Regions from separate parts of the Mus musculus genome. Here region 2 is linked to region 1. Evidence: chromatin loops called from intact Hi-C (ENCODE). Cell type or tissue: gastrocnemius. All regions are shown on one strand.

Region 1 (5,000 bases):
AGTAGTTCCAGGAGGACTCCAAATGAGAGGCAACCCAAAGTAGGTCCAGGCCCCCAGTACATTCCATTTCAAACCCTTCCCCCAAGCTGCCCCTTCAAGAACCCTTTCAAGTCTCTGGGAGAAGTGGGTGTTTGCTTAGGTAAGAGTCTCTAAGCATCCTTGTCACAGACCAGGATGAGAGTCCTTGGCTAAAGGTGCCACTCAATTGTAGGTGACAGTTGCCAAGAGCAACTACAAAAATCTTGAGACTAAGCCATTACCTTACTCCTTAACCCTAGAGTTCCCCGGAGTTACAGCCCTGCTGGATGATCTTATTTTTCTGATCTACACCTCCTACACATGAGTCAAGGATAAAAGACTTGGAGTTGGGGGGAGGGGGGCGGTTGAAAGCTTCAGGAATGGTCAAGCTAAAGGAAAGTGTTAACTGGGGAGGAGGTCAGAAGGATCTGTTACCTGCATTGTGAATGGAGTCGTCTCCTTGGAATGGACATTCACTCAGGGCTCCTACCCGAGCCATGGATCCACCCAGAATAATTTTCATCGATTCCACAAAGCCCTAGGGGTCAGCAGGGAGGCAGGCAGATCGAGCAGCTCCTCTTGGTGCTACAAACCATGTTCCCCAAACCAGAGGTTCCTTCTCACCTGCATCCTCAGATAAGCCTTTTGTCCAGTTCTAATCTCCAGTCCACTGACCTCTGCTGGAGGGATCGGGGCCAGTGCTGGAAGGCCAGCATGTTGGTCACCCAGTTTACAGTCCACATACAGCTGCAGGCCAGGGCTGGGTCGAGAAGGTCCTCGGAGTCGCAGGAGAGCCGTGTGTGTGCGCCCATCAGCCAGGCCTGCTTGCTGTAGGTTCACTGCATGGACTTTGCCATCTTCCCGCTGGTACCGCACCAGCACTGCCCAGGATTGGAGGTCAGTATGTGCACTAGCCCCACCCCATGTTCCAACTGACTTCCATCATCTCTTCTATATACCAATATGCCACCCCATGGCTGTCTGTCTCTTTGTTTTTTTTGAGACAGGTTTATCTGTGTAGCTCTGAGTATACTGGAACTCACTCTGAGGAACAAGCTGGCCTCAGACTCAGAGATCTGCCTGCCACTGCCTCCATCTGCCTGGAATTAAAGGCGTGTGGCATGACAGCTCAGAGAGAAACTACAAATTAGGTTAATTCCTAATGTGTAACTCTCAACACCTTGTATGTAACAGGTGCACAATAAATGCTTTTCAGCCAGGCGTTGATGTGACAAGCACTCACAGGACCAGGCATGTGGATCTCTGAGTTGCAGGCTGGAGCTACATGGAGAAACCCTATCTTGAAAAGTAAATAAATGTATAAACAATGAAAGTAGTAAATGAATGCTTTTCAAATTGGCCTTAGATGACCTTATTCTCCATGTCTAGGAGACTATCCTTTCCCAAGGTGGCAACTAGATCTGTACCCACTGAACTTTAGCAAAGATCTGAGTGGTACAGTCATTGCTGGGACACAGAGCTGTCTCACCCTCCCTGAGCATCCCAGCCTACAACCTGCCATCCATCCCTATAAATACCAGCCTGACCCAACTGTTTGAGTTCCTCCATACCAGTAGCCCTAGTAGAGGTCATGGAGAATAAAGAGGCACCTGGGAGAGGGCATGAGGGAGACTGCTCAAGGGGTCATTGATGCTGGAAAGGGGTGCCCACCAGTCACCTTTGTTGATCTTGCCCACAACAGAGGCCTCCAGCCATCGTGTGTTGTCTTGGCGAGAGTAGAGGCCAAAGAGGACACCACCTTGCTTTGGAGGGAGGCGGAAAGTGGACAAGAGGTAGATATCCCCAGCAGTGAGTAAAGCTGTCCGAATCTTCTCTGCCACAGCTACCATCTGCCTGGATTCGCCCACTGTCAGCAGGTCAATTACTGGCCAGATAGGGATTTAAAAATTAGAGGAAGTGGTTGGAGTCTGAGGTAGGCCTGCCCTCTCTCCTGAGCTCTCAGAGGTGAGGCATCCCTTTTTTTTATGTTTGTTTTTTTTTTTTTTTTTTTTTTTTTTTTTTTTTTTTTTGAGACAAGGATTTTCTGTAGCCCTGGCTGTCCTGGAACACACTCTGTAGACCAGGCTGGCCTCGAACTCAGAAATCCGCCTGCCTCTGCCTCCTGAGTGCTGGGATTAAAGGCGTGCCCCACCACGCCCGGCTGAGGCATCCCTAATTATCATCTTCCTACCTCTGAACTGCATCCTCAAAACTCAAACTCTTTAGGGATGCTGGTACATGCCTGTAGCCTCAGGCTGAGAGGACTGCCTCAAGCAATCAGGCAGCCTCCGCTACTTTAGACCAGGCTACAAGACCCTATCTCTAAAAACAAAACCATTGGCCCTTTTTTTGTTATCAAGGCAATGCTTCCCTCCCAGCACCTTCTATTGCTTCCAAAGCCTTGGGAACCTATAGGCTTAGAGCCCACTTACAAATACCAAAGCCACTCGCAAACTTCCTATGTCCCACCAGGTGGCGCAAGGGAGACATTGCTGACTAGAGTCTGGAGTGGCACCTGGTGCCCACAACTCAGGAACCAGGAGTACCATCTCTCCATTGCTGGGTTTAGCACACTCCAAACCCTGGGGCCGGTCCTCCCATCCCAGGGGCTCATCACACACATCTTACAGCCGTCCACAAAGCGCTCTGACCCTCCCATCGCTGTTTAGTCTTTCCCCCCTGGGAATGTAGGACCCAGCCAGCATCTCTTCCTCCTGTGTCCTGGCCAATCTGTGGTTTCCCTTCCAGCCAGTAAAGAATCTTTGCTTGTGTCATCTGCTCCTACCACCTCTCCTACACCACCCATGGGCCATCCCCCCACCAGACCTCCGGGAGAGTTCAAGCTGCCCAATCCCCACCCCCGCCCTATCTTTTAGAAACCAAGAGCCAGAGTAAAGGGGGGGGGAACCAAGCCCAGGGTCCCCCACCGTGCAGTCACCATCAATCAAGCTGCTTGCCCAGACTATCCTGTTGATGCTCTGAGACTAACTCTGTCGTGGAGTCCTCCTGGATCCATCCTGGTCTCAGTGCCTGACACTGCACCAATCTGCACTCACCCACCACTCTGGTGCCCACCCCTCCTACATTATCACCAACCCTTCACTCTTCGCAGTGTTAACTTTTCTCTCCAACCCATTTCAGGACTCTTCCCTCTCTCTCAAACTCACATGTGGTCTGTTATTTGCCTGGGGGCAAAAGAAAGGAGACAAAGAGGTGTCAAGGGGGATGAATGCAGGCTTACCCTGAAGGTCCTGACTGCCACACGTGTAAGAGCAGAGGAGGAGGAGAGCCAGGACACCCCAAAGTTCCGGCTTCTCCATGCCGCTTAGCCGGTTCACTACCCCTGGCAGGCAAGGCGACTGGGAGGGAAAAAGACTAGGCGGAGAGCAGGAGCAGGAGGGGGGCGGAGGGACTGAGGAGCGAGCTGGGGGGTTGGGGGGGAGCAGGCGGGTAGGGGGGGGGGTTGAAACAAAGAGCTGCCAATCACCTTGGAGGCATCACCGGCTCCCGAAACCAGAGGCACTGGGAAAGAGTCCCAGAGCTTTCCTTGCCTCCTGCTCCACCATAATGATTTTCCTCAAAGATGCTTCCCTTTAGCCTGACATCTGGTTCTTGGGAGCTTTCAACTTAACAGCGCTACCAAATGCTACTGTTCTCTGCAAGCAGTGGTTGGAAAAGTCAGAATCCCCTGCCTTGGGCAATTCTAGGTTCTAGGCATTATTTCACGGTTGGCGGAAATGGATGTCAGTGGACCATCCTTTGCTACAGTGCCTAGAAGACTACGTACGACACGAGGCTTATTGATGTGGCACAGCAAAAAAAAAAAAAATTTTTTTATTACGGTGTGTTGCGTCCCTGACATGTGCCCATTCCTCCATTTCCCCTCACTCTTGGGAAAATAGAAATCTGGAAGCACCGACGAGAACTTGATGGCTTTCTAAGACATCAGAAAGGGGAAAGCATCACCAGAGGCTAGAGCCATAAACTAGAAGACAGGAGCGAGGATGGGACTGGGGAACACTGGATACCGCGGGATGGCCCTGTCCGGGGTGAACCCGAGGGGAGCTGGGGACCGACCAGGAGTTCCCGTTACGAAGGCAACTGCCCGCGAGCCGCACCTCCCCTTCCCCCACTCAGGCCCCAGCCGGGCCTCAGCTCGGGCGCCGCCACCGCCCCTGTTTTGTTTCCATGGCGACAGGCAGCGCGAGGCCCTCTCCAAACATAACGCGCAGTGGAAAACATGCGGCTCGGGGGACCCCCCCGCGGCGTCCGCTCAGGGCTGAGACCTGAGAGGGCCCGGGGTTGTCGGGGCCATGTGCAGTTTGGCAAGTGCCCCCAGAGACCGACAAGCCGCACCAGATGCCCCTCTCCCAAGCCCTCCGTGTCGCCGGCGGTTCGTGGCTACGCTCGGCAGAGGCGCCGCGAAAGTCCCAAGCGCGTCTGGACGGCGGCCCTGCTCCCTTACGGGGGCCGCCTCAGGACGAGCCCGCGGCGCTCCCCAGAAGGCCGATGCCCCACCTCTCACAGCCCCGCCGCGGCTCAGGCCGCCAAGAGCCACGCCTCCCCAGACCCCAAAGCCCCGGCGGCCAGGGAGGCGGGGACCAGGGGCGGTTCCTGGCGAGAGAAGGCCGACGCATACGAGAAGGTGCTTCCGGGTCAGAGAGCGTACAAGATGGCGGCGCCCATGGAGCTGTTCTGCTGGTCAGGGGGCTGGGGATTGCCGTCGGTGGACCTGGATAGTCTGGCCGTGCTGGTGAGGGCTCATGCACCTGTCCTCTGATCTCTGGAGAGCCGGAGTGGGTGCTCGAGCTTTGCCGAGAACCGAGACGCATGCGTCTTGAGAGAAACTGAGGCAGTCGAAGGCCGATGTGGGCTCCGCGCCTTACGTCCGGATTTCCTAGGATCGATTTGTGTAGCAGTGGAAGTAGGCTTGGTCAGGGCTTCAGAAGATGGGTTTAGACCTTGCCTATCCATTTATTGGC
Region 2 (5,000 bases), 56 kb after region 1:
AACCCTCAGTTAATAAATATATTAAAGTTAAGGAAAATAAGAGTGAAACTGGGTGAATAGTCAAATGGAGACTAGACTGGTTAGCAAGAAATAGTTTAGAAATTCCTTGTGTTAAAAAGAGATCCAGGTTTCTGAGTTTGAGGCCAGCCTGGTCTACAAAGTGAGTTCCAGGACAGCCAGGGCTACAGAGAAACCCTGTCTCGAAAAAAAAACCAAAAGGAAGAGAGAGAGAGAGAGAGAGAGAGAGAGAGGAGAGAGAGAGAGAGGAGAGAGAGAGAGAGGAGAGAGAGAGAATCGATGAATCTATCCAGGGGGGCTAGAGAGATGGCTCAGTGGTTAAGAGCACTGACTGCTCTTCCAGAAGTCCTGAGTTCAATTCCCAGCAACCACATGGTGGCTCACAACCATCTGTAATGGGATCTGACGCCCTCTTCTGGTGTGTCTGAAGACAGCTACAGTAAATAAATCTTTAAAAAGTCAAAACAAGCCGGGCTTGGTGGCGCACACCTTTTTTTTTTTTTTTGAGACAGGGTTTCTCTATATAGCCCTGGCTGTCCCAGAACTCACTTTGTAGACCAGGCTGGCCTTGAACTCAGAAATCCGCCTGCCTCTGCCTCCCGAGTGCTGGGATTAAAGGCGTGGCCACCACGCCCGGCATCTCTTTGTATTTTATTGACAAGAATTTTAGGATTAAGGAGGTGTGATTTTAGCAGTGGTGGCACACACCTTTAATCCCAGCACTCGGGAGGCAGAGGCAGGCAAGTGAATTTCTGAGTTCCGGGGCCAGCCTGGTCTACAGAGTGAGTTCCAGGACAGCTAGGACTACACAGAGAAACCCTGTCTTGAAAAAAACCAAAAACCAAAAAAAAAAAAAAAAAAAAAAAAAGTCAAAACAAAACAGGGAAACTAAAACAAAAACAGCAGAACTACGCAGTCCATCACCTGCAGCTTGTGTAATTACTCAGGGCTGGAGAGAGAGCTCAGGGGTCAAGAGCACTGGCTGCTCTCCTAGAGTGAACCAAGTTCAAGTCCCAGCAACCACATGTGGCTTATAACTCTCTCTAACTCCAGTTCCGGGGCCTCTAGTGCCCTCTTCTCACCTCTGCAGGCACCAGGCACACACACATGGTTCATAGAACAGACATAGGAACAAACCCCTCAGACAGATAAAGTAAACAAATACAATTTATAAGTAATTGAAAGTTGCTGAGACTAAGTTCAAATTTTTAGTGATTGGTAAGTTTCACTAAGGAGCTTAAATGTATTTCTTTTTTCTTTCTTTCTTTCTCTCTTTCTTTCTTTCTTTCTTTCTTTCTTTCTTTCTTTCTTTCTTTCTCTTTTTTATTTTATGTATAATATAAAACCAGAAGAGGGCATCAGATCTCATTACAGATGGTTGTGAGCCATCATGTGGTTGCTGGGAATTGAACTCAGGACCTCTGGAAGAGCAGTCAGTGCTCTTAACCACTGAGCCATCTCTCCAGCCCTTAAATGTATTTCTAAAATGGAGACACTTGGAAGGACTTTAAGAAAACTGAACAGTGTCATGTGGATGTAGAAAGTGTACTTGGAGACTGAAACATGAATTTGTCTAGGAGAATTTGGTGAAGACTTCTTTTTTTCTTTTGAGACAGTCTCTTTATGTATCCCTGGTTGTCTTAGCACTTACAATATAGCCCAGGCTGGTGTCAAATTCACAGAGATCCACTTGCTTCTGCCTTCCAAGTACTGGGATTAAAAGACTGCAACACCAAGTCCAGCAGACTTTGAAAATTATTAAAAACTTCTGAGACCAGGTAGAGTGGCACACATTTGTAATCCCAGTGCTTGAAATTCAGAGGAAGATCAGAAGTTCAAGACCAGCCTGAGCTACAGCCCATGTCAAAAACAAAATGTAAACTTCTTGAAATAATTTAGTTGGAGATTATGACGGTTTATCTCAGGCAGTGGCTGTAAGAAGAGGAAAGAAGCTGGGTGGTGGTGGTGCATGCCTTTAGTCCCAGCACTTGGGAGGCAGAGGCAGGCGGGTTTCTGAGTTCGAGGCCAGCCTGGTCTACAAAGTGAGTTCCGGGACAGCCAGGGTTACACAGAGAAACCCTGTCTGAAACAAAACAAAACAAAACAAAACAAAACAAAAAAGTTGTTCTACACGTAAAGCTCAGAAAGGCATGTAGTATGGTATTTCCTTGGTTGTTGATCTGTTTATGGAGATGAACCATTGACTTAGCTAAGATTTCTGTGCTCAGTTTTGCATCCTCAGCATGCACTCAGTGAATGGTTTTGCTAAAGGTTGTCTTAATGAATTAGGAAACACATACTACAGAAAGCAGTTTAGAGGATCTCTGGCATAGCAAGACTCCTAGGAGAGTGCTGAGAAAGGACATGGTCAGAACAGATTCCCATTCTGTCCCTGACCCTCAGGAGGTCCCCAGGCTGCATATGCCCTAGTGAGTTTCCCGCCTCCAGAAGCAAGCTGAGCACTCCCACCACACAGACACACAGACACACACACAGACACAGACAGACAGACAGACAGACAGACAGACAGACACACACACACACACACACACACACACACACACACACAGCACCCACCCACCCTCAGGACCCCTAAGCCACGCCCTCTCGGGAAAGTGTGGGCAGCAGTTGTGCCAGCGGCCCGCCCCGCCCCGCCCCGCCCAGTCTCACGCAGCCCTCGCCAGGGGGCGCAGCTCTCGCACGTCTGTCGCCTGCACACGCCCCCTGTGCCCCGGGCGCACGCGGGTCGGAGCTCCCCTGCCTGGGCTGCTCTCCCAGAGACTTGCGCGCCCGCCATGGCCCTGGACCGGTTGGGGAGGCCCTACGAGTGAGGGCAATCATGGAGGAGGAGGCGCGGCCGGCGGCGGGGGCCGGCGAAGCGGCGACCCCTGCACGCGAGACGCCTCCTGCGGCTCCGGCCCAGGCCCGCGCGGCCTCAGGTGGGGTGCCGGAGTCTGCGCCCGAGCCGAAGAGGCGGCAGCTCGGGACGCTGCTGCAGCCGACGGTCAACAAGTTCTCTCTCCGGGTCTTCGGCAGCCACAAAGCAGTAGAAATCGAGCAGGAGAGGGTGAAGTCCGCCGGGGCCTGGATCATCCACCCCTACAGCGACTTCCGGTACGGGGGGCTCAACGGGGAGAGCGAGGGACACCAGTGCTACCGGCCGGGTGGAGTCACCTCCCCCAACCCAGCCTGGGAATTCCTAGGCGGGTTTCCCCGAGGTCCTCAGTGTTTTGTCAGGTTAGGGAAGCATAAGGGACAGCGAACATCAGGTAATCTCCGAGGACTTAGTGCACCCAATGCAGGAACCTCAATGACCACAGAGAGCATCGGAGTTTGGAAACCTTGCCTCTTTTCAGTACTGTTTTCTGGGGATGTGGGAAATTATATCATGCCCCAAAGCTTGGAGACCTGAGGAAGAAGCCTAGTTCCACTCTCTACCACGCTTTAACCACACACCGAGCACTTGCCCAGTTCAGTAGAACAGATCAGGGACGCTGGGAACGCTGGAGAAGAACAGGGGTCAGTCGGGTCCACAGCTCTGTTTGCTGTCCGTGGTGCTGAAGGCGGAATGCGGCTGGGCGGGGCGGGTACTCAGAAAGATTGGGAAGGAAAGCAGGGGCTCAGCCACCGCCCAGGTGTTTCCCGGAGAGAAAAGGGACAGAGAACTGGGATGTAGCCATTTCACTGTCCCCTTCAGGCTGTACGTCTACATCAAGGTCGCTAGGGGAGAAAATCAGCCCTGCCCTTGGGGACAGTGAAGGACAGCTTTCAGTTGAAGAAATGAGGTGTGTCTCTGGAGCTTGGAAACACAATCGGAGGCCCAGACAGTATCTTCCATTCTCAAACATTCACTCCCTGTAAATAGTCCCCTATTCTGCGTTGTTCTTTCCAGTCCTCTTTATTCTTTCGCTCTCACCTGCCTATCTGTTCTCCAGCAGATCCCCTCCCCTCCCCCAGTTCACCCTCAGACATATCCCCAGAAGCCATATCCCCCTCAGAGTTGTGTTGCTTCGCAGTCCTCTACCACATCACCCGCTGGGCTTGTGACTGCCTGTGAGTCAGGCTGTGAAGATGCTCTGATGGCGCGGCCAACCTTTCCTCCTCTCTCCCAGTGTCTCACAGTGCAAGATTTCTCCTCTGCAGCTGTGGAAGGGGAGGAAGAAACATCAGGGGTTTGTTGCTGAGTGAAAACATTCAAGTCTGAGGGGCATTCGGGGGTGGGTCTGGACTTGGGAACTAACAAGCTTTTTTGGAGGTTGAGAGGATTGATTTTTGCAATCAGAATCAGAAGGGACTGTGTTTAGGACTTACGCTGGGATTAGCCCTGAAACCGTCATGTGTGCTCCAGTGTTTTTTGTTTTTTGTTTTTTTCCTCTGAATGTTGTCCCCTGCTCCCCTCCTGACCTCATATCTACAGTTTCTTCTGAGGCAATGTAGCTTGTCCTTGCGCATCTTAGCACAGGTAGCCTGGAGGAGGGAAGGGGTGCATAGCTCAAGCCTCGATGCCTTGGGATCTCCCAGGGAATCCTCTATGTGCATAGCCCATCTGTGGAGGGGGATGGGCATCCCTGAAAGGCCCAGTTTAAATGAGTACAGGGTAGCCTCTTCCCGTCCCCACCCCCACCAAGGATGGCAGTTCCTCACCTACAGGAAATCATCATTCCTGTTCTCATGTTGGAGTGGGGATGATAGAGAAGGGAAGGACAGCCTAGACTAGAAATAGAGACCTGGAGACGGGAAAAGAATTTCCAGAAGTCTGGAGATAAAGAGATAAAGAGTGTATGCACCATAGCAACAGCTACAGTGTAGACAGCACTGCTGAGCCTGACAGCCCAGTGAGGTCAGCGCAGGCTCCCTAGTTTTAGAAAATTACAAAACAACCTTGGTGCTAGTATATGTGTGTGTGTGTGTGTGTGTGTCTGTGTGTGTGTGTGTGTGTGTGTGTGTGCGCGCATGTGAGTGTGTGTGCATAGGTGTGTTTG

The links. Peaks named below come from ENCODE experiments on the same cell type or tissue, not always from the same donor. Only the 100,000 strongest peaks of a DNase experiment are listed, where the experiment ranks them.
Region 2: a loop joins it to region 1, with 2.1 times the contacts of the local background. A loop is called at or near these places in 4 of 42 quality-filtered maps.

The regions. Positions count from the first base shown.
Region 1 is chr3:89,213,584-89,218,583 of GRCm38, reverse strand. Mtx1 (metaxin 1) reads left to right here and starts at 4,677. Exons shown (of 8, transcript NM_013604.3): 1 at 4,677-4,771. The coding sequence starts at 4,691. It overlaps Thbs3 (thrombospondin 3), which reads right to left and starts at 3,404. Exons shown (of 23, transcript NM_013691.3): 1 at 3,260-3,404; 2 at 1,697-1,903; 3 at 643-899; 4 at 454-556. The coding sequence starts at 3,338. In gastrocnemius, a CTCF peak has its summit at 2,482 (motif pointing right); DNase peaks (open chromatin) are centred at 2,504, 3,425, 4,257 and 4,624; H3K4me3 peaks cover 2,835 bases; H3K27ac peaks cover 2,852 bases.
Region 2 is chr3:89,157,917-89,162,916 of GRCm38, reverse strand. Hcn3 (hyperpolarization-activated, cyclic nucleotide-gated K+ 3) reads left to right here and starts at 2,760. Exons shown (of 8, transcript NM_008227.1): 1 at 2,760-3,132. The coding sequence starts at 2,858. In gastrocnemius, a CTCF peak has its summit at 2,711; a DNase peak (open chromatin) is centred at 2,738; H3K4me3 peaks cover 862 bases.